Linked DNA regions of Homo sapiens: region 2 is linked to region 1. The links are chromatin loops, found by intact Hi-C in ENCODE. Cell type or tissue: OCI-LY7. All regions are shown on one strand. Each heading gives the region's core, and the rest is flanking DNA. Links, peaks and the distances in the headings are about the cores only. Region 1 holds the start of LINC02601 (long intergenic non-protein coding RNA 2601). Region 2 overlaps CASK (calcium/calmodulin dependent serine protein kinase).

The links. Peaks named below come from ENCODE experiments on the same cell type or tissue, not always from the same donor. Only the 100,000 strongest peaks of a DNase experiment are listed, where the experiment ranks them.
Region 2: it touches region 1 in a loop (3-fold over the local background); 5 of 110 quality-filtered maps call a loop at or near these places.

The regions. Positions count from the first base shown.
Region 1 is chrX:41,268,200-41,284,104 of GRCh38, forward strand. LINC02601 (long intergenic non-protein coding RNA 2601) reads left to right here and starts at 7,540. Exons shown (of 2, transcript NR_135616.1): 1 at 7,540-7,684; 2 at 7,890-8,579. RefSeq lists enhancers at 7,626-8,126, 8,127-8,627 and a silencer at 7,793-8,152. In OCI-LY7, for the core only: CTCF peaks have their summits at 8,099 (motif pointing right) and 8,306; DNase peaks (open chromatin) are centred at 7,772, 8,142, 8,892 and 9,132; H3K4me3 peaks cover 2,274 bases; H3K27ac peaks cover 2,304 bases.
Region 2 is chrX:41,549,352-41,565,256 of GRCh38, forward strand. CASK (calcium/calmodulin dependent serine protein kinase) reads right to left here. Exons shown (of 27, transcript NM_001367721.1): 17 at 12,208-12,293; 18 at 10,428-10,496; 19 at 7,681-7,749; 20 at 6,249-6,284; 21 at 4,368-4,564. Among named protein-coding and RNA genes, the nearest start is that of CASK-AS1, 40 kb to the left of the region's middle. In OCI-LY7, for the core only: CTCF peaks have their summits at 9,363 and 9,566; a DNase peak (open chromatin) is centred at 9,370.

The DNA of each region.
Region 1 (15,905 bases), core at 3,731-11,730:
GCGGGCGGATCACAAGGTCAGGAGATCGAGACCATCCTGGCTAACACAGTGAAACCCCGTCTCTACTAAAAATACAAAAAAAAAATTAGCCGGGCGTGGTGGCAGGCGCCTGTAGTCCCAGCTACTCAGGAGGCTGAGGCAGGAGAATGGTGTGAACCTGGGAGGCGGAGCTTGCAGTGAGCGGACATCGCGCCACTGTGCTCCAGCCTGGGTGACAGAGAGAGACTCCGTCTCAAAAAAAAAAAAAAAAAGAAAATTAAAAAGAAAATGACAGGCTAGGCGTGGTGGCTCACACCTGTAATCCCAGCACTTTGGGAGGCCCAGGTGGGAGGATAGCTTGAGCCCAGGAGTTCGAGACCAGCCTGGGCAACATAGTGATATGGTTTGGCTGTGTCCCCACCCAAATCTCATCTTGAATTCCGACGTGGGAGGTAACTAAATCATGGGGGTAGGTCTTTCCCATGCTGTTCTCGTGATAGTGAATAAGTCTCACAAGATCTGATGGCTGTAAAAAGGGGAGTTTCCCTGCATATGTGCACCTCTCTTTGCCTGCTGCCATCCACATAAGATGTGACTTGCTCCTCCTTGCCTTCCTCCATGCTTGTGAGGCTTCCCCAGCCACGTGGAACTGTAAGTCCAATTAAACCTCTTTCTTTTGTAGCTTGCTCAGTCTCTGGTATCTCTTTATCAGCAGCATGAAAGCGGACTAATACATATAGTGAGACCCTATCTCTACAAAAAATACACACATTAACTGGGTGTAGTGGCACGTACCTTTGGTCCCAGCTATTTGGGAGGCTGAGGTGGGAGGATCACTTGAGCTTGGGAGGTTGAGGCTGCAGGATTGCACCACTGCACTCCAGCCTGGGAGACAGAGTGAGATCCTATCTCAAAAAAAAAAAAAAGAAAAGAAAAAGAAAAAAGAAAAACAAAAAAACCAACATGTCCTTAAGGGAGCCCTGAGATGGCAATTCCCTCTGTTCTCAGGGTGGCAGGGCAGGGGCCCTGGAATAGTCAACTCTAGATGTTTCAAGAGGGCACCCAGTGTGGTAGACTCTGGCTGTGTCTCCCACACTCCCCACAGGTGGTGAGCACGAGTGACCAACTGGCCAAGGAGGGCTCTGCCATTAGACACTATTTCAGTGCCCCTTCTCATCATGGACAAGGGTCCACAGAACTGCCGGGGGCAGAAGGTTCTTCCAGGTTCCCAAAGGCTCAGGGCAGATCAAGGTGTAGCCAACAGATAGGGATGGGAAGAGGTGGCCTGGTAGGGCGATACCTCCACACCATGCCCTGAAACACCATCACCACACAGATCAGAAACCTCTGTCTTTTTGTGGCTGGTACGTAATTTTTTTTTTTTTTTTTTTTTGAGACGGAGTTTCGCTCTTCTTGCCCAGGCTGGAGTACAATGGTGCAATCTCGGCTCACCGCAACCTCCACTACTGGGTTCAAGCAATTCTCCTGCCTCAGCCTCCCAAGTAGCTGGGATTACAGGCATGCGCCACCACGCCCAGCTAATTTTTGTATTTTTTTAGTAGAGACAGGGTTTCTCTGTGTTGGTCAGGCTGGTCTCGAACTCCCAACCTCAGGTGATCCACCCACCTTGGCCTCCCAAAGTGCTGGGATTACAGGTGTGAGCCACCGCGCCCAGCCTGCTGGTGTGTAATTTTATGGTGCCCAAGCCAACTGCAGCACGGCTGCTCTCATAATGCAGGTACCTCTGCAAATTAGACCTTCATCATTGTTTTGAAATGTCTAATAGGAAAAGATAGTTCAGATTCAAAATCCATTCACATTACATAAGAAATGTAAACATTCCACTTGTCCACAAAAGAAAGAGCTGTCAGATTCTTAGTTTTTTTGTTTTTTGTTTTTTTTGTTTTTTCCGGACAGGGTCTCACTCTGTCGACCAGGCCAAAGTGCAGTGGTACTATCTCGGCTCACTGCAGCCTCTGCCTCCTGGGTTCAAGTGATTCTCCTGCCTCAGCTTCCTGAGTAGCTGGGATTACAGGCACGTGCCACCATGCCTGGCTACCAGGTTCTTTAAATATAATATCAACTGTTGCAAAATTGTAAATGGATGATAAAAAATGTTAAACGTTAACTTGTGCTAACACAACTTCCCCTTGATGGTAGCTATCAAGCATTTGAAGTTGGTCGGGTGCGGTGGCTCAAGCCTGTAATCTCAGCACTTTGGGAGGCTGAGGCGGGTGGATCACCTGAGGTCAGGAGTTCGAGACCAGCTTGGCCAACATGGCAAAATCCCGTCTCTACTAAAAATACAAAAATTAGGTGGGCGTGGTGGTGTGCATCTGTAGCCCTAGCTACTCGGGAGGCTGAGGCAGGAGAATCGCTTGAACCTGGGAGGCAGTGACTGCAGTGAGCCGAGATCGTGCCATTGCACTCCAGCCTGGGCGGCAGAGCGAGACTCAAGTCTCAAAAAATAAAAAAGTATTTGAAGTGTTCAGCAGTTCAGCATAAGTCCAGGTCAGAAATTGCCACTGTAAGCATAAAACCTCATATAAAGAGTTTTGTTACACTCCTTGGTGTTTACCCAAACGACTGGAAAACTTATGCCTACACAAAAATCTGCACACAGATGTTTATAGCAGCTTTATTCATAATTGCCAAAGCTTGGAAGCAACCAAGATGTCCTTCAGTAGGTGAATGGATAAATAAACAACTGTGGTATAGCCAGACAGTGGACTAGCACTAAGTAGAAATGAGCTCTCAAGCCATGAAAAGACATGAAGGAAACTTAAATGCATACTATCAAGTGAAGGAAGCCAATCTGAAGAGGCTACGTGCTGTACGATTCCAACTACTCTATGTGACACTCTTGAAAGAGCAAAACTGTGGAGATAGTAAGAAGATCACTGGCTGCCAGGGGCTAGCCGGGAGGGAGGGATGAACAGCTGGACCACAGGGGATCTTTAGGGCAGTGAAAATACTCTGGGCTGGGCACACTCGCTCATGCCTGTAATCCCACCACTTTGGAAGGCTGAGGTGGGAGCATTACTTGAGCCCAGGAGTGTGAGACCAGCTTGGGAAACATGGCGAGACCCCGTCTCTACAAAAAACAGAAAAATTAGTGGGGCATGGTGATGTGCGCCTGTGGTCCCAGCTACTTGGGAGGCTGAGCTGGGAGGACCACCTAAGCCCAGGAGGCAGAGGTTGCAGTGAGCCATGATTGCACCACTGCACTCCAGCCTGAGCAACAGAGCGAGACCCTGTCTCAAATAAACAAAACAAAACAACGAAAAAGAAAAAATACTCTGTATAATACTATGATGCTGGACATACATAATCATACATTTGTCCAAACTCACAAAATATATAACACCAAGAGTAAACCCTAACGTAAACTGTGGACTCTGGGTGATGATGATGTGTTGATGCAGGTTCATCAATTGCAACAAATATACCACTCTGGTGGGGGATATTGATAATGGGGGAGGCTGTACCTGTCGGGAGTCAAGGGGGTATATGGGAAATCTCTGTATCTTCTGCCCACTATTGCCATGAAACTAAAACTGTTCTAAAAAATATAAAGTTGGCTGGGCACAGTGGCTTACACCTGTAATCCCAGCACTTTGGGAGGCTGAGGTGGGCAGATCACCTGAGGTCAGGAGTTTGAAACCAGCCTGGCCAACATGGTGAAACCCATCTCTACTAAAAGTACAAAAATTAGCTGGGCATGGCCAGGCACGGTGGCTCACACCTGTAATCCCAGCACTTTGGGAGGCCAAGGCGGGTGGATCACCTGAGGTCAGGAGTTTGAGACCACCCTGACCAACATGGTGAAACCCCGTCTCTACTAAAAATACCAAAACTAGCCGGGCATGGTGGCACATGCCTGTAATCCCAGCTACTCAGGGGCTGAGGCAGGAGACTTGCTTGAACCCAGGAGGCGGAGGTTGCTGTGAGCCGAGATCGCGTCATTGCACTCCAGCCTGGGCAACAAGAATGAGACTTTGCCTCAAAAAAAAAAAAAAAAAAACAAAATTAGCTGGGCACGGTGGTGTGCGCCTGTAATCCTAGCTACCCGGGAGGCTGAGGCAGGAGAATCACTTGAACCTGGGAGGTGGAGGTTGCAGTGAGTTGAGATCATGCCACTGCACTCCAGCCTGGGCAACAGAGTGACTCCGTCTCAAATATATATATATATATATATGTGTGTGTGTGTGTGTGTGTGTGCGTGTGTATAGTTTGGCTGGGCATGGTGGCTCACACCTGTAATCCCAGCACTTTGGGAGGCTGAGGTGGGCAGATCACTTCAGGCTAGGAGTTCGAGACCAGCCTGGCCAACATGGCAAAACCCTGTCTCCACTAAAAATACAAAAATTAGCCAGGCATGATAGTGGGCACCTGCAATCCCAGCTACTTGGGAGGCTGAGGCAGAAGAATTAGAATTGCTTGAATCTGGGAGGTGGAGATTGCAGTGAGCTGAGATCCTACCATTGCACTCTAGCCTGGGCGACAGAGCAAGACTCGGCCTCAAAAAATAAAAATAAAAATAAATAAATAAATAAAATTAAAGGCCGGGCACGGTGCCTCACACCTGTAATCCCAGCACTTTGAGAGACCGAGGTGGGCGGATCACCTAAGGTCAGGAGTTAGAGACCAGCCTGACCAACATGGAGAAACCCCGTCCCTACTAAAAATACAAAATTGGCCAGGTGTGGTGGTGCATGCCTGTAATCCCAGCTACTCGGAGGCTGAGGCGGGAGAATCGCTTGAATCCAGGAGGCCAAGATTGCACCATTGCATTCTAGCCTGGGCAACAAGAGTGAAACTCCATCTCAAAAAAAAAATTAATTTATATATATATATATAAAGTTTATTAAAAGGAAAAGTTATGGGTTGGGTGTGGTGGCTCATGCTTGTAATCCCAACATTTTGGGAGGCCAAGGTGGGAGGATCACTTGAGGCCAGGATTTTGAGAACAGCCTGGGAAACATAGTGAGACTCCATCTGTACAAAAATTTTAAAATTTAGTCAGGTGCGATGCTGCATGGGTAGTCCCAGCTACTCGGGAGGCTGGGGCAGGAGGATCACTTGAACCTAGGAGTTTGAGGCTGCAGTGAGCTATAATGGCACCACTGCACTCCAGCCTGGGCAACAGAGTGAGACCCCCATCTCAAAAGAAAAGGAAGAAAGGAAGAAGGAAGGAAGGAAGAAAGAAAGAAAGAAAAGTTATGTTGATGGAAGCAAACTACAATCGATTGTTGAAAGGCTATTGGCTGGGTGCAGTGGCTCACGCCTGTAATCCCAGCACTTTGGGAAGCTGAGGCAGGCGGATCACTTGAGGTCAGGAGTTCGAGACCAGCTTGGCCAACATGGTGAAACATCGTTTCTACTAAAAATACAAAAATTAGCCGTGGTGGCGTGCACTTGTAATCCCAGCTACTCAGGAGGCTGAGGCAGGAGAATGGCTTGAACTCAGGAGGCAGAGGTTGCAATGAGCCAAGATCATACCACTGAACTCCAGCTTGGGTGACAGAGCCAGACTCTGTATCAAAAAAAAAAAAAAAAAAAAAAAAAAGCCACAAATTCCTCTCATCCTAATGTGCATACCATTGTGCAATCTCTGCCATTCATTCGTCCCATCCATCACTGAGGCTTATTTCTCCCCTCTCTCCATTCTCCCTTCACCTCTCTAGTCTGGGCTGGCTTTGCGACTTGCTTTGGTTAATAGAATGGGGCAGGAATGACTCAGGACTCTTACAGGTCAGTAAGTTTGAAGCTTCTGCCTTGATTCTCTTAGAAAACTCTAGGTGCCATATAAGGAGGCTCATCTAGCCTATTAGAGGATGAGGGGCAATCTTAGACATTTTAGGAGGAACTCCAGTCAAAACTGGCAGAGGAACTGCCCAATCCAATCACTGGAATGGTAAGAAATAGTAAACTATTGTTGCTTTGGGCCACTAAGTTTTGGGGTGGCTTGTTACACAGCCAAGCCTTAACTAAAGCACAAGCTCAATTTATCGTATCATTAAAAAATAAAAATATGCCAGGCGCGGTGGCTCACGCCTGTAATCCCAGCACTTTGGGAGGCCAAGGTGGGCGGATCACCTGAGGTCAGGAGTTTGAGACCAGCCTGATCAACATGGAGAAACCCCATCTCTACTAAAAATACAAAATTAGCCGGGCATGGTGGAGCATGCCTGTAATCCCAGCTACTCGGGAGGCTGAGGCAGGAGACTCTCTTGAACCCGGGAGGCGGAGGTTGTGGTGAGCCAAGACCATGCCATTGCACTCCAGCCTGGGCAACAAGAGTGAAACTCCGTCTCAAAAAAAAAAATAAAATAAAAATAAATAAATAAATAAAATTAATTAAATGAAAATATATAATGGGGGGGAGTAGGTGAGGATATAGGTGAAAAAAATTGGCCCTACATTGGTAATTTTTTTTTTTAAGACATGGTCTTGCTTTGTTGAAGTGGCAAGGTCACAGCTCACTGCAACCTCCTGGACTCAAGTGATCCTCCCACCTCAGCCTCCTGAGTAGGTGAGACTACAGACACGTGCCACCATGCCCAGCTAATTTTTAAATTGTTTTATAGAGATGGGGGGGCGGTCTCGCTATGTTGCCCAGGCTGGTCTCGAACTCCTGGGCTCAAGTAATCGGCCTGCCTCAGTCTCCCAAAGTGCTGGGATTACAGGTGTGAGCCACCACACCTGGCCTACATTGGTCATTGTTGAAGGTGAGGATTTGTTATCTACTTATCTACTTTTATGTATGTTCGAAATTTCTCATAATAAAAAGTTAAAAAAGCAAAAGAGGGGGTTGGAAAGATTTCATTAGAAAATGTTATACACATGCTTGGTATTTCACACCTTTCCTAATAGTCTGTATTTAATTTTCTTTTTATGTTGCTTTTTGTTTTTAAATTTTTACCTAGTTAACATTTTTTTTTTTTTTTTTTTGAGACGGAGCCTCGCTCTGTCGCCCAGGCTGGAGTGCAGTGGTGTGATCTCGGCTCACTGCAAGCTCCGCCTCCCGGGTTCACGCCATTCTTCCGCTTCAGCCTCCCGGGTAGCTGGGACTACAGGCGCCCGCCACCACGTTCGGCTAATTTTTTGTATTTTTAGTAGAGATAGTCACGTGTTAGCCAGGATGGTCTCGATCTCCTGACCTCGTGATCCGCCCGCCTCGGCCTCCCAAAGTGCTGGGGTTACAGGCGTGAGCCACCGCGCCCGGCCCCTAGTTAACTTTTTTTAAAAATTTCCTCCTTTTCCTTTTTTTCTCTTGAAGTTGAAGCCTTGGAGGTGCTTTTCATTCAGTTACAGAAAGCACCACCCCAGCTTAAAATGTATTTAATTTTATTTACAGGATTACATAATATACGGAAAATGAAATATATGTTTTTCCCACCGGGTCCCATTTTGACTCCCCCAATACCCTCCAGTTCATCCCGGAGTGCTGCAGATATCTATACATTTCCTGGATGTCTCAGGAGGTGAAAAAAAAAAAAAAAAAAAGGCAGGGAGGGAGCCCAACTGACTCTACATCCAGAAACCTCTCTCAAGGCAGCTCGTGCCCCCAGGCAGGATTCCAACAGTGCAGAAGCCCCCAGTCCCCAAGTCCGGGGTGGCAAGGACTTCCAGCCTCCCCGGGGAGCCACCTTGGCCCTCCCTCCCTCCTGCTGGCTGGGTGCCGCGCTGCGGGGCTGCTCAGGTTGGTAACTGTGCAAAGCCGGGGCCCGCCTGCTGGACGATGGGGGTTAGGGGGGTGGGGGTGCTGCGAGGTGCGACAAGGCTCTCCCTCGCTGCAACCACGGAAAAGGCGGATCAGCCTCCATTACAAACCGCTGTAGGAGGGGCCAGAAGCTTGGCCTGGCCAGACCGGGCCGTCGTTGAATCCCTGCATCCATCTTGCCCAGGTTCCCTGCTGAGTCCCCCGCTGGGCTGTGATCGTTGCGGATTTAAACACCACACTGTGGAAGCGGAGATGGCCCCGCGTGCACCGCTGAAGTGAAGGGGCTCGTGGCAAATGATGCGGGGGGACAGCGGCCAGAGCAGACCCCGGCGGGGTGGCCCGCCCGGGAGGTGGCTGAGGGTCCCCGGCTGCGGGGTGAGGGGCGGGACCGGGAGGCACACCCTCCGTGATCGCCACCAGAGGCCGCCTGGAACCCGAGTTTCAACCTCCCGGGGATCCTGTCCCGCTTCCCAGCGATGTTTGCCATGACTGCTGCGAGTTCTCCGACCTCGAGGCCACTCTCCTTTCCTTCCAAGGACGCCCAGAACCCGCGGAGGGAGGAGGGGGTGAGGGAGGAGGGAGAGAGGAGGCAGGAGGGAGGGAGGAAGGTGGCGGGGAGAAGAAGAGAGGGAGGGAGGAAAAGGAAGGAACTGCGTTGGCCTGTCGCCTCCGCACTGTAAGATTCTGGCACCCAGGGTCCCGGCCCCCTCTCCTGGGGCCAAACGTTCCGGTTCCCGATGCCAGGCTGCAGAAAAAATGAGCACACTGAACACGTGGACTAGCACATAAATAAGGTTATTACCTCCTTTTTATTTTTTGCACACTAATTAATAAACTACTGCAACGGAAAAAGAGAAAGCAGGCAGAATGCAAACAGCCTCTCGGTGGCTCTGTTATGTAGGAGGGAGGTATGGAGGCTGCTTGGTGGTCAAAGAATTCCTCCAATGCCCGCTCCAAAGCGGAGCCCTGCAACGGCCTTAAATCAAAAGGAAAGCGGGTGTCAGCAGCAAGCACAGAAAGTGGGGCCTAGTTCAGCCAGGAGCTAACACAATATTCCTGCTGGGGTGGGGATGGGGGCACGACTATTACAAAACTAGGGCCCCCTGAAAGCGCCCTGCCCCACCCAACACACACATTCACTTCCTTGTAGGTTTGCGCTGCAGGCAGCTTCCGTTGAACCATACCCGGACCTCCACCCACCATGACCAGAGCTGCTGGGGCTGGGAGCAGGCACCTGCCCCAAGCACTGGGCCACCAGCGTCCCCTTGCCCAGGAATTTAGGATTGGGGTACAGAAAGGGAAAACAGTGTCTATGGAAAGCGGGAGATCATCCTGTGTAAACAGGGGAGCTGGGGAGAGAGAGGCCACAGGGATTCTGCCTTCCGCCTCACTGCAGCATCCTCCCAGCATCTGTAACCATCCCTGTCTTCCGGTTCCCGAGGCACCCATGACCTATAACGTCCTTCTGGGGCTCAGTGAGCTAGAAACTTCTGTTACTTGCACCCAGCAGAGTTCTAAATAATATGCCCTCAAAACCAAGTTTGCTTTCTCATTTTACTTTTTTTTTTTTTAAATAGACTTTATTTTTTTCGAGCAGTTTTAGGTTCACAGCAAAACTGAGAGGAAGGTGCAGAGATTTCCCATATTCCTCGCTGCCCCTGCACAAGCACAACCTCCCCCCAGCAGCATCCCCCTCCAGATGAGCCTGCATGGACACATCATTATCACCCAGGAGCCACAGCTGACATCAGGGTTCACTGTCGCTATGGTACATTCTGTGGGTTTGGACTAATGCATAATGCCACACATCCACCATTATAGTGTCATACGGAGTATTTTCACTGCCCTACAAATCCGCTGTGCTTCACCTATTCATCCCCCCTCCCCACAACACCTGGTGGCTGCTGAATTATTTTTCACCTTCTCCATAGTCTTGCTTTTTCCAGAATGCCATATAGTTGGAATCATATAGTATGCAGCCTTTTCAGATTGGCTTTCGCTTAGTAATTCCTTTTACTTTTGCAGTAAAAGTTTCCTGCTTACGTTTTCCCAACCCTTCTCTCATTTAGTGTATGGTACATACACGGTACAACACATCTTCCAATTGAGGAAAAATCTCATTTCAGGCCTACAAAAAAATTAGAATCAAGTGTTTTTCCTTTCAGAAAAAGGAAATTAACATTTGTGGAAAACTTGAAATGAGAGATCCCGGCATTTCTATTTCCAGCCATAGTGCAACCTGTCTAAAGCGTTCTCTGATTCATCTTCCAGAGAGAGTTTTAAACACCTGGGGAAGCATGCGCAGAAAAGCGGTTTCCTCACCCAAGGATGGCCACGACCCTGTGGCCTGACACTCATGGCACGGTTCTGAGGGCTGCTCCCCTCTGCCCTGGCAGCGTGATTCCATCTGCCGTGACGAGAGTCCAGCGGCGCTCTGCATTGAAGCAAAGCCATGGAGCCCTGTTGCAGGAGCACCTGCAAACACTCATCGCCTCCTTATTTCTCCGGAGGTCATAATCATTGTGCCATTGGCAGGTGTTTCTCTCACTTAATCCCCACTCTGTCTCTGCAACCCTCTCCCATCAGCCATAATAACAGCAACAGCAGTTTAAATGTACTGACTGTTGAAAATGTTCCAGGCACCTTCCTTTTTTTAATTTAATTTTTTTGAGACGGAGTCTCTCTCTGTCGCCCAGGCTGGAGTATAGTGGTGCGATCTCGGCTCACTGCAACCTCCACCTCCCGGGTTCAAATGATTCTCGTGCTTTAGCCTCCTGAGTAGCTGGAATTACAGGCACTTGCCACCACATCCAGCTAATTTTTGTATTTTTAGTAGAGACGGGGTTTCACCATGTTGCCCAGGCTGGTCTTGAACTCCTGACCTCAGGTGATCCACCTGCTTCGGCCTCCCAAAATGCTGGGACTACAGGCATGAGCTACCGCGCCCAGTCTCCAGGCACCTTTCTAAGGGCTTTATTTTTATTTATTTACCTCTTTTTTTTTTTTGACAGAGTCTCACTCGTCACCCAGGCTGGAGTGCAGTGGCATGATCATGGCTCACTGCAGCCTCAACATCCTGGGCTCAAGTGATCCTCCCACCTCAGCCTACGGAGTAGCTGGGAGTACAGGTGGCACGTGCCACCACACCTGGCTAATTTTTGATGTTTTGCAGAGATGAGGGTCTCACTATGTTGCCCAGGCTGGTCTCGAACTCCTGGGCTCAAACCGTCTTCCTGCTTCAGCCTCCCAAAGTGTTAGGATTACAGGCGTGAGCCACTGCACCCAGTCTAGCACTTTTATTATTATTATTGTTGTTGTTGTTATTATTTTCTGTCTTTCTTTTTTTTTTTTTTTTTTTTTGAGATGGAGTTTTGCTCTTGTTGCCCAGGCTGGAGTGCAATGGTGCGATCTCGGCTCACCGCAACCTCCACCTCCTGGGTTCAAGCGATTCTCCTGCCTCAGCCTCCCGAGTAGCTGGGATTACAGGCATGCGCCACCACGCCCGGCTAATTTTGTATTATTAGTAGAGACGAGGTTTCTCCATGTTGGTCAGGCTGGTCTCTAATTCCCGACCTCAGGTGATCTGCCCGCCTCGGCCTCCCAAAGTGCTGGGATTACAGGCATGAGTCACTGCACCCGGCATTTATTATTATTATTTTCTTAGAGACGGGGTCCCACAATTCTTCTGCCTCGTCCTCTGGAGTAGCTGGGGCTATGGGTCTGCTTCATTGTGTCTGGCTTATTCTCATTTTTCAAGATTTAGTTAACTTGCTCAATATCACATACTAGTTGGGAGACAAAGTCAACACAGGTGGATCACTTAGCAAGGCAAATGGCTACAAGTCTTGTTTAATAAAGCACACATTCAGTCCAAGAAAGTTGAAGCCACAGAGTGTATGATGTAGTTATCTATGGAAAGGTCCCTGAAAGTAAGTGGTGAACCAAGTTTTGAAGATGTTCCATGATCAGGCATCCAACGGGAAGCTAAAACAATTTGCTGCAGATGTCCTGACTGACCATGGACCCTGGGGGTCTGTGTGTGATTCTCTTATCTTGGATTGCGGGGGCTCCAAGTCTATTTGCCAAAGACTTTTCTTTTTCTTTTTTTTTTTTTTTTTGAGACGGAGTCTCGCTGTGTCACCCAGGCTGGAGTGCAGTGGCACGATCTTGGCTCACTGCAACCTCCACCTCCCAGGTTCAAATGATTCTCCCACCTCAGCCTCTGGAGTAGCTGGGATTACAGGCAGGTGCCACTGCACCCAGCTAATTTTTGTATTTTTAGTAGAGACGGGGTTTCACCATGTTGGCCAGGCTGGTCTTGAACTACTGACCTGAGGTAATCCGCCCACCTCAGCCTCCCAAAGTGCTGGGATTACAGGCGTGAGCCACCGCCCAGCTATTTGCCAAAGACTTTTCAAGTACTATCGGCCAAAGTGGCAGAGCAGCTTGTACCAAAGCCTGGACTGCAGAGCTGTCAGTTGCTCAGAACTGGCAATCTCTGGTCTACTGGGCAATTGGGTCAGAGTAGCTCATTAGAATAGGGTGTGTGTTGCCTCCAAAATCCAATGACACCAAACATTGTGCCTCTTCCTTTTTTTTGAGGCAAGGTCTCACTCTGTTGCCCAGGCTGGAGTGCACTGGCACAAACACGGCTCACTGCAGCCTTGTCCTCCTAGGCTCAAGCAATCCTCCTGCTTCAGCCTCCTGAGTAGCTGGGAGTACAGGCACGTGCCACCACACCCAGCTGATTTTTTATTTTTTGTAGAGACAGATTTTGCTGTATGTTGCCCAGGCTGGTGTGCCTCTTTCTTCTTCTTCTTTTTTTTTTCTTTTCTTTTGTTTTGTTTTGTTTTTGAGATGGAGTCTCGCTCTGTTGCCCAGGCTGGAGTGCAGTGGCACAATCTCGGCTCACTGCAACCTCCGCCTACCAGGATCAAGCGATTCTCCTGCCTCAGCCTCCTGAGTAGCTGGGACTACAGGCACGTGCCACTACGCCCGGCTAATTTTGTGTATTTTTAGAAGAGACAGGGTTTCACTGTGTTAGCCAGGATGGTCTCAATCTCCTGACCTCATGATCCGCCTGCCTCTGCCTCCCAAAGTGTTGGGATTACAGGCGTGAGCCACCGCGCCCGGCCGCCTGTTTCTTAATGGTAGGTGGTACCGCCTGTCTTTCACTTTGGCAGTGACACCCCACCTTCCTCAAGGTGGTGGGAATGTCTGTAGGTGAATAGTGAATTCAGTTTTTGAAGAAGCCATCAGAAAAGTGAGGGAAGGGAGGGAGCGGCATTCCAGGCAGGACAGGGCAGAGGCATCACAATGGAGCTCAGCAGATTACAAAAGAGGAACTGTGGCAGGGAGTGGTGGCTCATGCCTGTAATCCCAGCACTTTGGGAGGCTGAGGCAGGCGGATTGCTTGAATCCAGGAGTTTGAGACCAGCCTGGGCAACATGGCGAGACCCGCATCTCTACAAAAATTTTAAAAAGTAGCTGGGTATGGTAGCTCATACCTGTAGTCCGAGCTATTTGGGAGGCTGAGGTGGGAGGATTGCTTGAGCCCAGGAGGTTGAGGCTGCAGTGAGCTGTGACTGCATTCCAGCCTGGGTGACAGAGCGAGACCCTGTCTCAAAATAAAAATAAAAATAAACAGTTTAGGCCCAGTGAGCCACTATTATCTGTTAGGGAAGGGTGAGAACCCTCCCAAATCCAAGTTCCCAGACACCAGCCAAGGGTCACCCTGGTACGCAGGCCTTTCTCAGGAGGACAGCCAGGCCTGCTGTGTCCATTCTTTTCTGCACAACCTGTTTTCCATGGGCCCATGAAGAATGTGCACAAGATGGTCACTGCAGTGCTGTTTGTAATGGCAGGGATCCCCAGGCGATTAGGTTGCCTGTCTCAGGGACTGTGGATAGGTAGATGCCCATCCTAGAATCCTAGACCTTTTTTTTTTTTTTTTGAGACGGAGTTTGGTTTTGTCACCCAGGCTGCAGTGGCGTGATCTTGGCACACTGCAACCTCCGCCTCCCAGGTTCAAGCGATTCTCCTGCCTCAGCCTCCCCAGTAGCTGGGATTACAGGCGCATGCCACCATGTCCAACTAATTTTTGTATTTTTAATAGAGACGGGGTTTTGCCATGTTGGACAGGCTGGTCTGGAACTCCTGACCTCAAGTGATCCGCCCACCTCAGCCTCCCAAAGTGCTGGGATTACAAGCATGAGCCACCGTGCCCGGTCCAATCCTGCACCTCTATTATGCAGTAATTAAAAGCAATGCATTAGGCTGGGCGTGATGGCTCACGCCTGTAATCCCAGCACTTTGGGAGGCTGAGGTGGGCGGATCACCTGAGGTCAGGAGTTCCAGACCAGCCTGGCCAACATGGTGAAACCCTGTCTCTACTAAAAGTCCAAAAATTAGCAGGGCATGGTGGCAGGTGCCTGTAATCCCAGCTACTCAGGAGGCTGAAGCAGGAGAATCACTTGAACTCGGGAGGTGGAGGTTGCAGTGAGCCGAGATCGTGCCACGGCACTCCAGCCTGGGTGACAAGAGCGAGAATCTATCTCAAAAAATAAATAAATAAATAAATAAATAAATAAATAAATAAATAAAAGCAATGCATTCTATGTATACATAGTAATGTACACACAGTAATGGAAATAGACCTGAAAAACTTAGTCCTTGGTGAGAGAAAGGTGAGAAACAAGGTGAAATATATAACCCAATACCATTAATGTAAACTCAAAATATATACATACAAAAATACATGCATACAGGTGCCACTGATAAAAATTTCAAAAGTAGGAAAACCAATCTATGTTGTTAGGAGTCCCATAGAAATTACCCTAGGGGCACAAGGCGCTTCTGGAGTGCTGGTCATTCTCATTCTTGAGCTGGGCACTGGCTACACAGGTATGTTCCCTTTGTGAAAATGTATCTAGCTGTACATGTATGATACATGCCTTTTTTTCCATAGGTATGTTACATGGCTATACCACTTACATTAACATAAAAAATAAATTCATGCAAAATAGCAGTATTCATTTTGCAAGTGCATATATGAAGGAACGAATACACAACAAAACAATTGCCTGTGGGGGGAGAGGTGAGTGGGAAATGGAAATCAAATGGTACGCACGCGTGCGCGTGCACAAACACACAAACACACACCCACGCCTTATGTGGATCAATGTTGTTAATATGCCACAAACAGAGAAGTATTATGTTTGACCCTCCGCACCTAAGGTTAAAACAAAAAGGCACGATTCAGAAGAGCTCTACTGGCCAGGTGCGATGGCTCATGCCTGGAATCCCAGCACTTTGGGAGGATCGCTAGAGCCAAGGGGTTCGAGACCAGCCTTGGCAACATAGGGTGACCCCATCTCTACAAAAAAAGTAAAAAAAAATTAGCCGGGCATGGTGGTGTGCACCTGTAGTCCCAGCTACCTGGGAGGCTGAGGTGGGAGGATGGTTTGATCCAGGGAGGTTGAGGCTGCAGTGAACTATGATTGTGCCACTGTAATCCAGCCTGGGCGACAGAGCAAGATCCTTTCTCAAAAAAAAGAAAAAAAAAAAAGAAGGCCGGGCGTGGTGGTTCAAGCCTGTAATCCCAACACTTTGGGAGGCCAAGGTGGGTGGATCACCTGAGGTCAGGAGTTCAAGACCAGCCTGGCCAACATGGTGAAACCTCATCTCTACTAAAAACACAAAAATTAGCTGGGCGTGGTGGCGGGAACCTGTAATTCCAGTTGCTTGGGAGGCTGAGGCAGGAGAATCACTTGAACCAGGAGGCAGAGGTTGCAGTGAGCCAAGATCGTGCCACTATACTCCAGCCTGGGTGACAGAGCAAGACTCTGTCTCAAAAAAAAAAAAAAAAAAAAAAAAGAAAGAAAGAAAAAGAAGAAAACCTCTACTGGTGATTCAGAGGTACCCACTGGAGAACTTGGTTTCTCTGGTTTCTTTGTGCTGTTTAAGTCTGTCTCCATCTCTCTAGTTTCCTATGGGGCTAGTGACCCCCATGCACACTCTCCCTGACCAGGAAGAGCTCCACGGCTTACCTAGCAGGGCTGAGATCCCACAGGGCCTGCCAGGCCCACCTTTCCAACTGCAGAGGCTGCTCAGGTCTATGACTACCCCTGATTGAGGGCGTTAGCAAGGAGGAAAGATGCGCTCTAAGCAATCAGGGGAAAGACTTTAGAGAGCTATGCAA
Region 2 (15,905 bases), core at 5,237-13,236, 280 kb after region 1:
TTCAGGTCTTGGGGTACACACTGCCCAGTGGGCCTCTTTCTTATCATCTCAGTTAGAATCCTTTTCTCCCTCTATATATTTTGCAACTTTAACAGTTCAGTTTTTTGGCAATATATTGAACATATTTAAAGTATACAAATTTATCAGTTTTGATATCTGTAAACATCCCATGAAACTATCACTACAATCAAGAAAAACATATTCTTAGCCAGGTGTGGTAGCTCACACAGGTAATCCCAACACTTTAGGAGGTTGAGGCGGGCAGATCACCTGAGGTCAGGAGTTCGAGACCAGCCTGGCCAACATAGTGAGATCTCATCTCTATCGAAAATTTAAAAATTAGTTGGGCGTGGTGGCGGGCGCCTGTAATCCCAGCTACTTGGGAGGCTGAGATAGGGGGATTGCTTGAATCCAGGAGTTCCAGGCTGCAAGGAGCCAAGATTGCACCACGGCACTCCAGCCTGGGAGACAGAGAGGGACCTTGACTTTAGAAGAATAAAAATAAAAAATAAAAAATAAAAATGGCTGGGTGCTGCGGTGGCTCACACCTGTAATCCTAGCACTTTGGGAGGCTGAGGCAGGCAGATCACTTGAGGTCAGGAGCTTGAGACCAGCCTGGCCAACCTGGTGAAACCCTGTCTCTACTAAAAACACAAAAAATTAGCCAGGCGTGGTGGCAGGCGCCTGTAATCCCAGCTACTCGGGAGGCTGAGGCAGGAGGATCACTTGAACCGGGGAGGCAGAGGTTGCAGTGAGCTGAGATTGCGCCACTGCACTCCAGCCTGGGTGACAGGGCGAGACTCCGTCTCCAAAAAAAGAAAAACATATTCATTACCTCCAGAATTTCCTCATGCCCCTCTGTAATTCCTCCCTCCCTCCACCCCCATCTTGCATTTTCCAGAAGTTTATGTAAATGGAATCATATAGCGTGTTCTCTTTTTTGCCTGGCTTCTTTCACTCAGCATAATGATCTTGTGTTTCATCCATACTGCTGCATATATCAATAGTTTGATCCTTTTTATTGCTGAGTGGCATTCCATTGTATGGCTATATCACAATTTATTGATCTATTTACCCACTGATGAAACTTCAAAAAAATGTTAGCCATTCTAATAGGTGTGACCACTGAGATTCTAATTTTGTTACTGCATGTTTCCCCCTGGATGTTCCTCTGGTTCTTTTTAAAATCTGCTATGTCATTAACATTTTTTTTCTGCTCTCTGAAGATATTTTACAAGCTTATTATTGATTTTTAAAAACCTGGGCTAGGCGTGGTAGCTCACACTTGTAATCCCAGCACTTTGGGAGGCTAAGGTGGAAGGATCACTTGAGCCTAGGAGTTGGAGATCAGCCTGGGCAACATAGTGAGACCTCATCTCTACAAAAAAAAAAAAAAGAAAAAGAAAAAAATTAGCTGGGTGTGGTGGTGCACGCCTGTTGTCCCAGCTACTGGGAAGGCTGAGGTGGGTGGATTGCTTGGGTCCAGGAGGTCGAGGCTGCAGTGAGCCATGATCATGCCATTGCACTCCAGCCTGGGCGAGAGCACAATACCTTGTCTCAAAAACAAACGAACCAACTTCGTAAGCTTATTTTTAAAATCTTTGTCTCTTAATTCCAATATATGCAGTAGGTTTGGGTTTGTTTCTACTATCTGTCATTTCTGTTGGGTCTTACTTGTTTCCTTGTGTGCCTGATAATTTTGACTTGCTGGCTACTGCCCTGGAAAAAGTTTATGTCGGGCGGATAGGATGAAGTTAGTGGGGGTTAGGATAAAAGTGTTTGCCTTCAGAGACTTTCTGTTTATACCATACATCTGAAACTATTAGTAAAGAAAGGGGAAACTTCAAATCAAGTACATGGCTTCAGCTCCCCTGGCTGCCCCAGGCTGTGTGTACCTGGGTGCAAATCCATTCAAGGTGGACTGGTGGCCACAATTTGGAAGTTTGTTCCCAATTTCCTCATCTTTTGCTTTGCTCAGTGACAAGGCAGCTTTCTCTATAGTCCTCCGGTGTTGAAGGGAAATAAGGGTATGCTTATCTGTTTCCTTTTAGCCTGGGGGGACTGCCTCTTGCACTCCTAACAATGAGGAGGGTCTTCTAACAGATTCCCCAACTTGTACTGGCCTTAGATCTTAACCTTGGTTCTCTGGCACAGAAGTGTTCAGTAATGACAAATGCCCTGTTTGCAAAATGGGCCACTTGGTAACTCTGATATTCCACTTATCATTCTTATTAAAGGCTTTCACATAAAAATTGGTCACTGAGGCCTGGTGTGGTGGCTCACACCTGTAATCCCAGCACTTTGGGAGGCCAAAGTGGGTGGATCACGAGGTCAGGAGTTCACGACCAGCCTGGCCAACATGGTGAAACCCTGTCTCTACTAAAAATATGTGGTGGCGGGTGCCTGTAATCCCAGCTACTCAGGAGGCTGAGGCAGGAGAATTGTTTGAACCCAGGAGGTAGAGGTTGCAGTGACCTGAGATCATGCCATTGCACTGCAGCCTGGGCCACAGGGCGAGACTCCGTCTCAAAAAAAAAAAAAAAAAAAAAAAAAATTGGTCACTGAGCTCCCCAGTACCTTTTTTTATTTCCCGGACACAGAGTCTCACTCTGTCGTCCAGGCTAGAGTGCAGTGGCGCGATCACGGCTCACTGCAACTTCCACTTCTCGGGCTCAAGCAATTCTCCTGCCTCAGCCTCCCAAGTAGCTGGGATTATAGGTGCCTGCCATCACACCTGGCTAATTTTTTTTTTTTTTTTTATTTCAAGTAGAGACAGGGTTTTACCATGTTGGTCAGGCTAGCTTCGAACTCCTGACCTCAAGTGATCTGCCCACCTCGGCGTCCCAGAGTGCTAGGATTACAGGTGTGAGCCACCATGCCTGGCCCCTGATACCTTTTCAGCTATTCAGTGCTTTCAAGGTCATTTGAAAAACATATTTTCTGCGGCACTTTTCATTTTTTTTCATCAGGAGGATTTATCCAAATAATCTCATCCACCATTACAGGAAATAGGAAGCAAATCTGCTTTTTGCACTGCCATCACTCAGGATTCCTCCAGAGGACTCAGAGTTCTAGAAATTGGTGAAACATTTATATAGATGATCTGACTAGGCAGAAGAGGTCTGGAATCTACACAATTATTTTCAATAAATGCCCATAATATATGGTAACATTAAAGAAGACATTCTGTAAAATGTAAATATCAGTAAGAATATAATGGCATCATCACGGCAACGACTTAAAGATTGCTTTCCTCCTGCTTATGCTTGAACTGTTTCTCGAAGATCAGACTGAAAGACAATGCCAGATGGAAGGCTGCTGCTTCTCCATTTGGGCCCACGTTTCCTTATGTATAAAATGATGGCATCTGAAGTCCTCATCAGCTCCAACATTCTAAATTTAATACTATTTTTTGGGGAAACATGGGATAGCTGAAAGAGGCGATCAAGCAAAAGAGATTAACTGAGAAATCTCTTAACTAGTGAGAAAAATAGATAAAAGCAGGTAGAAATTTCTATGGACTCAATGTCTTTGGTCTCTTTTAGCTGGGTTCAAGTATTTTAGGAGGAACTGGCAGGATGCTTAATGGCTGTTATTTTTTGCCACATGAAACAAAACTCAGACATTATCTCTTTTGTGCTAGAAATAATCTGGTATATTGCCCAAGTACCAACAAAGGTAAAACCATCAATATTTTCCAAAAGACAGTTCAACTAAGGAAACGGTAACAATAATAGCAGAAATAGATTTTATCAAAATATACAGTGATCTGTGACTCCTTTTCTCTCAGTTAAAAACAGTGCCTAAAACCCCTAACTTTAGCCTGCTTTTAGGGCTTAAACTTTCTAGCAGAAAAGGTATTTTTAAAGGACTGGCAAGGTAAAGAACAAAGCTTCTGACTACCTCCTTCTAACAGTGAAATACATTTTATCTTCAAATACTCTGAGTGACACTGAAGCACTGCACCTACATTTTTTGCTGGTGGTGGGAATGGGATGGGCATGAAAGCATGTAGAAGGGCAAGGAGAACGTACATTTTTTTAATGCCATTCTAAAACAATTATAACAGCATATAGGAGTGGAGGGCTCTGCTGTGAGACCATGACTTGGCTCAGGGCTGCTCATCCAATCTCTTTCCAGACCTTCCTTTCTTTTTGTGTAAAATGAAGCCCTGACTCTGCAACTAGGATCTCACTAGATACTGAAGATATAGAATTCTTGGATGACTAATTTAAATTTTGTTTGGCTCGTAAAGGAAGGAATATATCAAACAGGTTTTACACTCTAAAATAATATAAAATTGGAAAATGGATGGTCAGGGCTTTGTTTTTATAACCAAGCAAAGCAAAACACGCATAAAAACATACCATTCCTGAAGTTCAGGAGAAGGAATGAGACCTGCAGTTCCATTTTTGGAGTTTTCCAGTTTACCCTGCCACCAATTATGATCATCCTTACTAATAATCTGGATGATGTCACCAACTCTGAATCGAATGCCAGCTTCTTTACAGGGGATGAGGTCATCCTTGGCTGGATCATATTCAAATTGTGCTCTTACATAGATCTATAAAACAGGAGTTCGTAAGAAAGGATGCCATAGTGATGTGAAAGAGAAGTTAGCTCTAATGTCATAACCACACACCAACAGTTACAATACAAACAGGACATCAGATGGTGAAAGCAAAAACGATGCATGGAAATACGACACAAAAAACTTCTACCGCTAGAAACAATGTACTAGTAATCTTTGATGAGTATAGCTTCAAAACTTTGCTGTTTTTATTTGGAAGGAACACTTGAAATACTTGTTTAATAAAAATAAAGACTTAATTTATGCTTTTACTGTAACAGAATAGGCCTCTAATTATAGAAAAGTATGCTCGCTCTTTTTTAAACCTGCATTGGTGATGCTGGCATTATGGATACGTTGTCATGACTGCGTGGCAGCCTTTAAGCCATAAATACTAGCAGTCAGGATAGGTTTTAACCCTAAAGCAGCACACGATATAAAATTAGCAAGAACTCTGGGTTGGTATCTTGCTGTAGAATGCTTATATGACAACTGGCAGTGTGTCTACACATTGCTGATAAAGTTAAGTGTAACTCAAACAATTTTTTAAAAGTTAAAAAAAGCTTCATTTTTTTCTAATTTAGGTTTTAGGTTTGTATTTTACTCTTCTGAGAGAATAAAAATGAATTTGAACCCTAGCTTCCCCCAATGTAACACTTGAAATCAGCACAGAGCTTCAAGACATGCATAGTTCAAGGCTCTGAGTTTTATGATATGTGAGTTTACTTAGGAAATAGATTAGCATTCAAGGGTTTATTATATGGCAGCATTTTATGAATTATTTTATTTTTTAAATGCTTTAAGATAAGGTAATTCATACCCAATGTTCCATCAATTATACAGTCTTAAGACAAAATTATGGGTGAATTCTATCAGGTACTAATTTATACATATCTTAACACTAAATCTGATTATTTTTAATACCATATTTCAAGATAAAAATCCCATAAAAATTCTATCTCTTGAAATTAAAATTGAATATTAATGTTTAAGTCACTGTAAAACCAACCTGAAGACTTTGGAACCACTGTGTGATTTTTCTGTTTATTTTCAGCAATCCAGCCTATAAAATTACAAGTCTCTGCATTTGCATTTAAAATCTATACCTCTAAAGTGCTGGCAATTTGAAAGTTACTTGCCAGTGTTAGGCAGCACTTAACTTTTCATGTTTGAACTAACACAGGTATATCAGGATGTGAAGCTAAGATAATTTATATTCTTTTCTTATTTTTCATTGCAAATGGCTTTTAGAAATACACATGCAAATACAAATTTAAGAAAAAGCTTTCAACTTCAGAAAATTTTTGCTTAAAAATGTTCATCAGCATTTTAAGAATAACTTTTTAGTTAGTCTTAGAATTCTAAGAATTTTATAACCTTTAAAATTCTTTTGCATGCCAGAGGCAGGCCCACAGCCACCCCCAAAGGCTGAATTCTTAACCATTAATATAAAATTATCAGGTTGAAATTACAATAACCATTACAGCTACAAAGATGTGAGGAAAAATTCTTTATAGAGAATTAGTCATGTGTAATGTGTTAAAATGAAATGGTACAAGCTCTCAATGCTCAAATGTTATGGTCCAAAATGCAAACATTATGGGATGGAAAGGGTTAATAAAGGATTGGCTATTAGCTGCTCAGTTTAGAGAAGTTTCTATAGAGGATATCTATTCACCTGTCGTCCTTTTGGTTGGGTAGTTGATGGCAAGTCCTGTAGAATAAAGCCAACCCAGGAGAAAAATTTTCATTTATTTTTCAAGAGTACAAAGTAATTTGTGTGTTCTGTTACAATATGGTTAAAAAAATGAGCTAGATTTAAGTTGTAAAGAGATAATATACATTATTCCATTTATCAGAAATGTTGAGTTATCAAAAAGTCAAACCCAGGCCATTTAGCAGCAAGCTGAAGAAAGCAGGTAAGTTTAAGCAGAGAGAAAATGTGTTCTTAAGAAACAACTCAGCATCTTCAACACAAAAGCCACTGCAAGTGAAACAGCCTATTAAAAAAAAAAAATAAATAAAAGGAGCTGTTGCCCTTTTCAACTTAGTCACTGCAACCATTTAGATTTTGAAAAATTCAATGGCTATATGGCTTTTCATCATCTTAAAAGTATTAAATGTTAACTGTTATGAATGAATTCCTTTGGTAGCCTATTTTAAAGTTGAAAATAAAGTCATAGACAATTTTCTTTCATAATTTCTCTTACGATATACTTAGAATATCATTCCATTTGAGATAATTTCTAAATTATTTACAATTTTACCTGATAAAAAAGTTGATATATTCTCAAAGGGCAAATTAAAAGTCAGGAAAGAAGAATACTGCTGCATTATTAGAACTCTCAATAATTTTAACTGGGTCATAAACAGCAGTATTAGCAACCAAAATATTGCCAGTCTGCACCTGTTAAGTGCTTCCATTTGTTTAAATAAGTTAAAAACAATTCTTTCTATATTCCAAAATGGATAGTTCTGAAAAAATTTAAAACTCCAAGTTCAAGTCAAATATAAAGTACTTTGTGTTAAAGATGTGATAACAGCGTGGCTTAAGTGCAGTTTGAAGCCAGTTCTTTTTGCTTTTCATATCCAGGCAAGGCTTATAATTCACAAAAATATGTGCACGTACCACAATAACAGAGGGCACACCAATTCGTAAACTTAGATAGCGGAAACTAAAACATGTTGCTGATATCACTCAGAATAGAAAACTACAAAGCCCAAGAATACCCAAATGCCTACTCTGCAAAATTCTTACATTTATCTTTTTCAAATTAAAAAATATTTAGAAGTTTAAACAAATTTCCGTTTACATCCTTTGCATAGGTTTGAGCAAAGTCATACATACAAATGGGGTGGCATAGAAATATTTTTAGAATGACCAAAGCAGTCTTGAACTATATTTCTTCAAATTTAACTATTGAAGGGGATTTTTAATGAGAAGGAAATGTTGAAAAAGATTTTCCAGGAGTAAAGTGCATTGTAGCTGTAGTAGCCTTGTATATCAGCAGAAGACACTATTTCCACTGAACACATGTAACTAGAACACTCATGGCAGGTGAGCACCAACAAAATTGTCACACTTTGCTGTGTGGAGCTAAAGTTCTTACCGAAACAGAATTGTTAGTGCTGCTATGACCATTAGCTGGGGACTGTCTGGAAGTGGAAGGGGAATCTCTCTGAAATAAGACACAAGGTTCATTAACACAGAACACCAGCACAGAAACACAGAGATATTTACATCAACAGTAACAACCACAGTCTGACAACCATTTCCTTTGAGGTTTGAGCTGTATAGGTGCCATACTGACTTGCTTGCATGATTTCACAGAAGTATGAAAAAAATTTTGCAGTTCGAAGGCTCACATATTTTAAGTGATGACTGTGTCATTCATTAATCAATTCTTTCCTATCTCTAACATTCTATACCTTTTCTTTCTTTTAATGAGACCCAGAAGAGTGACTTGATATTAAAACCCTATCAAGTATAAGATGACAAACATTACCATAAATTATCGTGCTGAAGATCCCAACTGCCTAATTTTTATTAAAGATTAGGTTTGAAAAGTATTTAATAATTTTTAGTACCTGTGTCAAGAGTTACTAACTGACCCAATCTGAAGAGAAACAAACCTAAGATTTCACATGTTACAATCACCTCAGAATCTTTCTATTATAGAATAAATATTATTACTAGTAAGGGTAAAAGAGATATACATCAGAGAAGAACTCTTTTTTTAAGACTATTTTAGCAGATTGATTAAAACAATAATCTCAAGCCTATAACAATATTACACTTCCAGCAAAGATCCTAGGAGCCACAGCCACTCTTCCTATATCCAGGCTCCTCTATCGCTTGCTTTCTCTCTACTATTCTATACACTCAAAATATTTTCCAGGCTCCATTCCCTTAGTGTCCAAATCAACTTTAACGATAAGAACAAGGAGAGGAAGGAAATAAGTACTTTTTAATTTTTGCTTCTGTAGAGTTCTTTTAAGCCTTAGAAATGTGCATGTCTTTTTAAAAGACATTTTTTTTCCCCAGATGACTTAAGAGCATTTCTAGAACCTGTCAGCCTTAAAGGTAATGAGATCCCTTAGAAGAGCATTCTCATATGTTAGTGAGCAAGACTGATCTCCAGGTGCCACCCGCAGAGACTCAAGTCAGTAGAGCCAGGGTGAGGGGCAGGGGTCTACTCTTTAACCAAGGACCTGGGGGATGCAGATGCAGGTGGCCAGAGAGCCTTCTTTTTTTTTTTTTGAAGTATTGCCCTAGCTGGGAAGAGTCCAACCACAAGCTTGAATTCTGCCAGGGAACAGGAGGGCCAAAAAGGCTGGAGGTGGAGCTAGGAGAGAAGTATCATTATTTTTTCTACTATTCAAAGGCAAAGAAGGTAAGAGGGGTTCTTCTTACTCAAGAACATAGAATTTACATCTATGATACTGGTTCCACCCCAAACTAGTTCGACCATTTAAAAAAAAAAAGAGAAACTTATGTTGTATTAATAACTAACAGTACCTTCTGGTTAGTTAGCCAAAAAGACAAAAGTCAATTGTATTTACTAAATTTCTTCAACAGATGAGAAATGATATAAGGACATCTGTAACTCTGGAATATTAAAATTATTTACATAGAATGTTAAGTGTGACATTCTTTGTTTCCCAGCAAAGTTTGTGTTCTAGGTAACAAATTTCAATACTCTGAATCCTGGAACAGAAGCAATTCTGCATTTTCTTTTGAAATATACTATTAATTGAAGTTCCATAAAAAGCCACCAAGAGGAGCTCAAGACCCGTTACAACGGACACCTCAATTGCCATGGCTCACCAAAAATATACTTGACAAAACTATACATTTTAATATGTATCTTCAATAGGCTTTTAAAAAATATGAAGCCTCTGATTTTTCTTATGAAATTTACACCATCACTAGAGACTAGAAGTATTACAATTCTCTCTCAGGTTCTCCTAAGTACAAATCCAATAAGTTACCTGTCAGTCTTAAAAATAAACTTTAGGAAGTGTGTACTTCATATTGATGCACATACTCTCGGAAGATGCACATGAAAGAACAAGCTTCAATAAATAACACTCGAGCTGAACGTGCAATGACCAAAGGATGATATCATTTATGCCCATTTATATTTCCAATACAAAAAGAATAGATTTTTGAATCTCATTTAACAACCAACACAAAACTGAATAATATAGGTTGGAAGAACTATAATTTCTACAGGATAAGCCTATTTTAAGAAAGAAACTTTGGGGCTGTATTACTCTAGAAAACTTACTTGTTTACAGATCACATACCATTCTAAATTTAAACAGTTTTACAAAAGGTTGCAAAAGCCTATTTCCCTCTAGTGAAGTCAATTATCAATTCATTGCAGACTTAACTTCCATCTAGAGACCTGTCACAATTGTATGAACAACTGTATCTCAACAGAAATAGATCACTTCTCAGATCCTTAGAAAGAAGAACTATCTATGTGATTTCTTAACAAGGGAAGTGAATGAACTTCCTGGAAATATTACTGCAATTATGGCCTTTAGTTTTTTTCCCTCAGACACTCCGTTTTTTCCTTATTAAGCCTTATGTCATCATTTGTAACTTCTCTACATTTTGCTCAGATTTCAGCCTGCAAAAAGTTCAAAGTGCTGAGGAGATCCACATGGAAGCAGGGCTGAGTAGGTGGATGGGACCTACTCTGTTCCGTTATCTTTGTTGTAAAATTGGTGTGCAGTGATCTAACAGCACAGGCAGAAACAATTTCCCAGAAAGCAAAAACATACAGCCATCAGCAGACAGTTAGTTAAGAACTCAGAGCAGATGGGGGTGGTTTGTTAGAGTCATTACCTCACAGGACGAAGACTGAGTGCGGTAACTTGGCACAATCTTGAAGGTAATACTCCCCCGCATTTCCCTCTGGAGGGGGGGTGGTGGGAAAGAAAGAAAAGTTTTCTTACAAACAATTGTTCACAAAACCATGTAAGAAGCCACTCAAAACACATGGGGGCAATTAGCACAAGCCATCTGAGAGCACATAGCCGGAAAATGAAATGTAGTCATGAAGCAGGGACTGCTCGAGTTAACAGTAGAGTAAGTTCCTGGGAAAAGCCCAGCAGCCAATTGCCTTTTGCTCATACAGCAATGGTCTCACAGATCTTCAATGGTCACCTTTTTATAGATGTGAATACAAAACTTTCTAAGTGACATGCCTTTCAAAAGTGAATATACATTGAATTAGACAATAGACTAGGTAATTACATAAAAATTACATTGAGTATGCCACATTATAATGGTGTACCCCATAGAATATGCTTTTTACTTTTAAAAATTTTTTATTTATTTATTTTTTTGAGACAGAGTCTCGCTCTGTCATCCAGGCTGCAGTGCAGTGGCACCATCTCGGCTCACTGCAAACTCTGCCTTCCAGGTTCCAGTGATTCTCCTGCCTCAGCCTCCCGGGTAGCTGGGATTATAGGCACGCGCCACCATGCCTTGCTAATGTTTGTATTTTTAGTAGAGACGGGGTTTCACCATGTTGGCCAGGCTGGTCTCAAACTCCCGACTTCAGGTGATTCACCCACCTTGGCCTCCCAAAGTGCTGGGATTACAGGCATGAGCCACCGCACCCAGCCACTTTTTGCTTATTAATTTTGGCTTTTTTTTAAAAAAAAATTTTGGGCTGGGAGTGGTGGCTCACACCTGTCATCCCGGTACTTTGGGAGGCCAAGGCTGGTGGATCACCTGAGGTCGGGAGTTCGAGACCAGCCTGGCCAACATGGAGAAACCCCGTCTCTACTAAAAATGCAAACATTAGCAGGGTGTGGTAGCGCATGCCTGTAATCCCAGCTACTTGGGAGGCTGAGGCAGGAGAATCCCTTGAACTCGGGGGGCAGAGGTTGCAGTGAGCTGAGATCACGCCATTGCACTCCAGCCTGGGCAACAAGAGCAAAACTCCGTCTCAAAAAAAAGAAAAAAAAATGTTTGGTGAGTCTGTGAAGCTTATTTCATACTTAATAGGTATTCATAACCTGGGTGCTACTACACTGCAGTGGGAAAAGGGATCAGAGGCCCCAAACACCTCTGTCTGCTTGCTATGACAATGAACATAGGCAAAGGCTGTCATTTTGCCTTTTTAAAAAATCCAAAGCCTAATTTGAATACAGATTTTGGATATGTATGGTCAAAAATGGCCTGGTCTACCGTGGCTTTCCTCCCTTCTATGCTGTAGAGAAATCCACGACAGCTGGCTATGACTCAGCTCAACAGGAAAGAGGTTTCTGACACTGCTGATGTCAGGAGAGTTGAGGTCAGTGAGAAACTAGTTCACATGTACAAACACTGAAAAGGTTTTCTTTAATCATCTGCTTGGTAAGAAACAGGAGATAAAGGATAAAAGGAGAGTGTTAAAGCCCACACTGCTAAAGACAGGCAAAATGTTTGTAAACTCTATTGTATTTCAACATTTTTCTAGTTGTCAGTTTTATGAATGTTATATAAGTTCAAGTCCACATAAATATGGTACCAGAAATTCTCTGATTACAGAAGAATACTCCTTATTTGTATATTTAAAAACAAGCTAACAAAGTAAAAGTCAATTTTAGGAAAGGAAAAACTTTCATTTACTTACAAGCATTTTTTGCAGTTGTTCCACTGTTTGGTTAGCCACACTGATGCCATTGATTTCTCGAATTTCATCACCAACATGAAGTGTACCTAAGAAATTATATAACATTATAAACATGAAATGATATATGCTTTCATAGTAACAAAATCCAGAGGCATCAATGTAATTTTTAAAAACTAAGTTGAATATTGAGGGCCAATATTTCAGAGGCAGGTACAAGTTTGGTTGCAGCAGAATTATTTAACTCATGTAGTAACCTCATCAAAACAGATATATCTACTTGTGGAAGGCACAGTTTTGATGGATGGCTGCAGAAATCTATTTTTCTGAGAGAGGTGGTATGTATAGTGGTTTAAAAGTATGGCTTCTGGATCCAGACTGCCTGGGTTCAAATTCCAGCTTCCTTGCTTACTAGCTTTAAGATCTTGGGTAAATTACTGAAACTCTCCATACCTCAGTTTTCACATTTGTAAAATGGAGATGAAAATAGTACCCATCTCATAGGATTGTTTTAAGAACTAAACAAATTTAATAAATGCAGAAGGCTTAGAACTGTTCTTGGCACATACCAAGCACCATGACAGTGTTGGCTGCTATCGTTATCTACCAGATATGATACGAAGGTTGTCAATTTTCCAAGAGTTGTGACATGATAATATCTACACAACAGCAAATTCTGTTAAAGATAATTTAATCTTTTGGTTGGCATTTCAGCATCTTGTAATACTTCAGCTAGAAAGAAATGACCAAGAACCAATGCTTAGAGTGTTATTTACAATGTTGCTTCCTTATTTATAAATTGTGCAGAAATGTACACACTGACCTGGCTTCATTACAAAAAGATACCTCTGCATGCAACAATTAAAGAATAAACATTCATCTTAAGTACACGTGGGCCATTTATAAAAACGATTAAAGTGCTATGCCATAAAGCAAGTCTCAACAAACCTCAAAGAAATGGTGTCATACAGACTACATTCTCTGACCACAATGTAATTAAGTTAGAAGTAAATTACAAAAAGATATACAGAAAATCCTGTTAAGTGTGAAAAGTAACAGACAATTATAAATAATATAGGTCAATGAAAAATATCATAATAGAAATATAAAAATACTTAGAACTGAGTTATAAAAATGCGTCATGTCAAAACTGGTGGGATACATTAAGACAGTACTTAGAGGGAGAGTTTAGTCTTAAAGGCACATATTAGAAAAGAAGGCTGGGCCAGGCATGGTGGCTTCCACTTGTAATCCCAGCACTTTGGGAGGCTGAGGTGGGCAGCTCATGAGGTCAGGAGTTTGAGACCAGCCTGGCCAATATGGTGAAACCCCGTCTCTACTAAAATATAAAAATTAGCTGTGCGTGGTGGTGGGCACCTGTAATCCCCGCTACTTGGGAGGCTGAGGCAGGAGAATCGCTTGAACCCGGAAGCAGAGGTTGCACCATTGCACTCCAGCCTGGGCGACAGAGCGAGACTCCATCTCAAAAAAAAAAAAAAAAAAAAAAAAAGAAAAGAAAAGAAGGCTGGGCATGGTGGCTCATGTCTATAACCTCAGTGTTTTCGGAGGCTGAGTGAGGCGAGAAGATCACTAGAGGCCAGGAGTTTGAGACCAACCTGGGCAATAAAGCAAGACTCTATCTCTACAAAGTATTAAAAAAATTAGCTGAGTGTGGTTGCCTGTAGTCCTAACTCAGGAGTCTGAGACAGGAGGATTACTTGAGCCCAGGAGTTCGAGGTTGCAGTGAGCTATGATTATGCTACTGCATTCCAGCCTGGCCGATGGAGCAAGACCCTGTCTCAAAAAAAAAAAAAAAAAAAAAAAAGACTGGAAATAAATGAACTATGTGTCAAATTTGTAAAGTTAGCCAAAACCAATAGAAAGTTAAAAAAAAAGGAGATAATAAAAATTAGGTCATAAAACAATGAAACAGAAAATAAACATATAATGAAGAGAATGAACCAAACCCAGAGTGGGTTTCTGAACAAACCTCTGGCAAGGTTGATCAAGAAAAAAAGAGTAGGCACAAATAAACAATATTAGAAATGAACAGGGGCATAATGACAAAGATGGCAGAGAATAAAAAGATGAGAGAATACTATGAAGAAGCTCTCTGCAATATTTTAAAACTTATTTTTTTTTAGGAAAATGTAATTTACCAAAACTCACTCAAGAAATAGAAAGCCTGGATGGCCTTTTAATGTTAAAGAAATTGAAGCAGTTGTTAAAAAACAAAAACAAAACTTTCTTAAAACTAAAAACCAAAACACTAGGCTGTGATACTTTACAGGCAAGTCCTGCCAAACTTTCAAGACACAAATCATTCCAATATTATATAAAATCTCTCGGAGAACTGAAGAGGGAATACTCTCCAAGTCATTGTGTGAAGTAGATATAACTTTGAAACTAAAATCAGAGAAATACAAGAGAGGAAAATTAACTACGGGCCAGTCTCACTCATAAATGCACATACTGAGATCTTATAAACAAAACATTAGCAGACAGTCGGGCAGTACATAAAAAAGATAATATGTAATGACTAAGCTGAGTTTATCTGAGAAATGCAAGGGTAGTTTATCATTAGGAAATCTTTAAAAGACATTCACCACATTAACAGATAAAAGGAAAAAAACAAATGATCATCTCAGCAGATTCTGAAAGAGCATTTGATTAAATTCAAAACCCATTCACAATTAAAATGCTCAGCAACTAAGAATATAAAGGAACTTCTTTAGCCCTAATAAAAGGCATGTACTAAAAATCTACATTATTCTTAATGAAGAAATATTGGAAAGGTTCCTTTTTAAAAAAACATTTTTTTCTAGAGACAAGGTCTCTCTCCGACACCCAGGTGAGTACAGTGGCGTGATCATAGCTCACTACAGCCTCGAACTCCTGGGCTCAAGCAATCCTCCCACCTCAGCTTCCTGAGTAGCTGGGACTATAGGTGAGCGCCACCATGCCCGGCTAACTTTAGATTCCGTTTAAAAACAAGAATAGGACGGGATGTCTACTATACCACTCCTTGAAAGACTGCCGGTCCTAGCCAGTGCAGTAATATAACAAAGAGAAGTTAAAGAAATAATGATGTTTCCTGCTGTCAATATTAGACAGATCAATGAGACAGAAGGTTAACAAGGACATCCAGGACCTGAACTCAGCTCTGCAACAAGTGGACCTAATAGACATCTACAGAACCCTCCACCCAAAATCAACAGAATATATATTCTTCTCAGCACCACACTGCACTTATTCTAAAATTGACCACATAATTGGAAGTAAAGCACTCCTCAGCAAATGTAAAAGAACAAAAATCACAACAAACTGTCTCTCAGACCACAGAGCAATCAAATTAGAACTCAGGATTAAGAAACTCATTCAAAACCGCTCAACTACATGGAAACTGAACAACTTGCTCCTGATTGACTACTGGGTAAATAACGAAATGAAGGCTGAAATAAAGATGTTCTTTGAAACCAATGAGAACAAAGACACAACGTACCAGAATCTCTGGGACACATTTAAAGCAGTGTGTAGAGGGAAATTTATAGCACTAAATGCCCACAAGAGAAAGCAAGAAAGATCTAAAATCGACACCCTAGCATCACGATTAAAAGAACTAGAGAAGCAAGAGCAAACAAATTCAAAAGCTAGCGGAAGGCATGAAATAACTAAGATCAGAGCAGAACTGAAGGAGATAG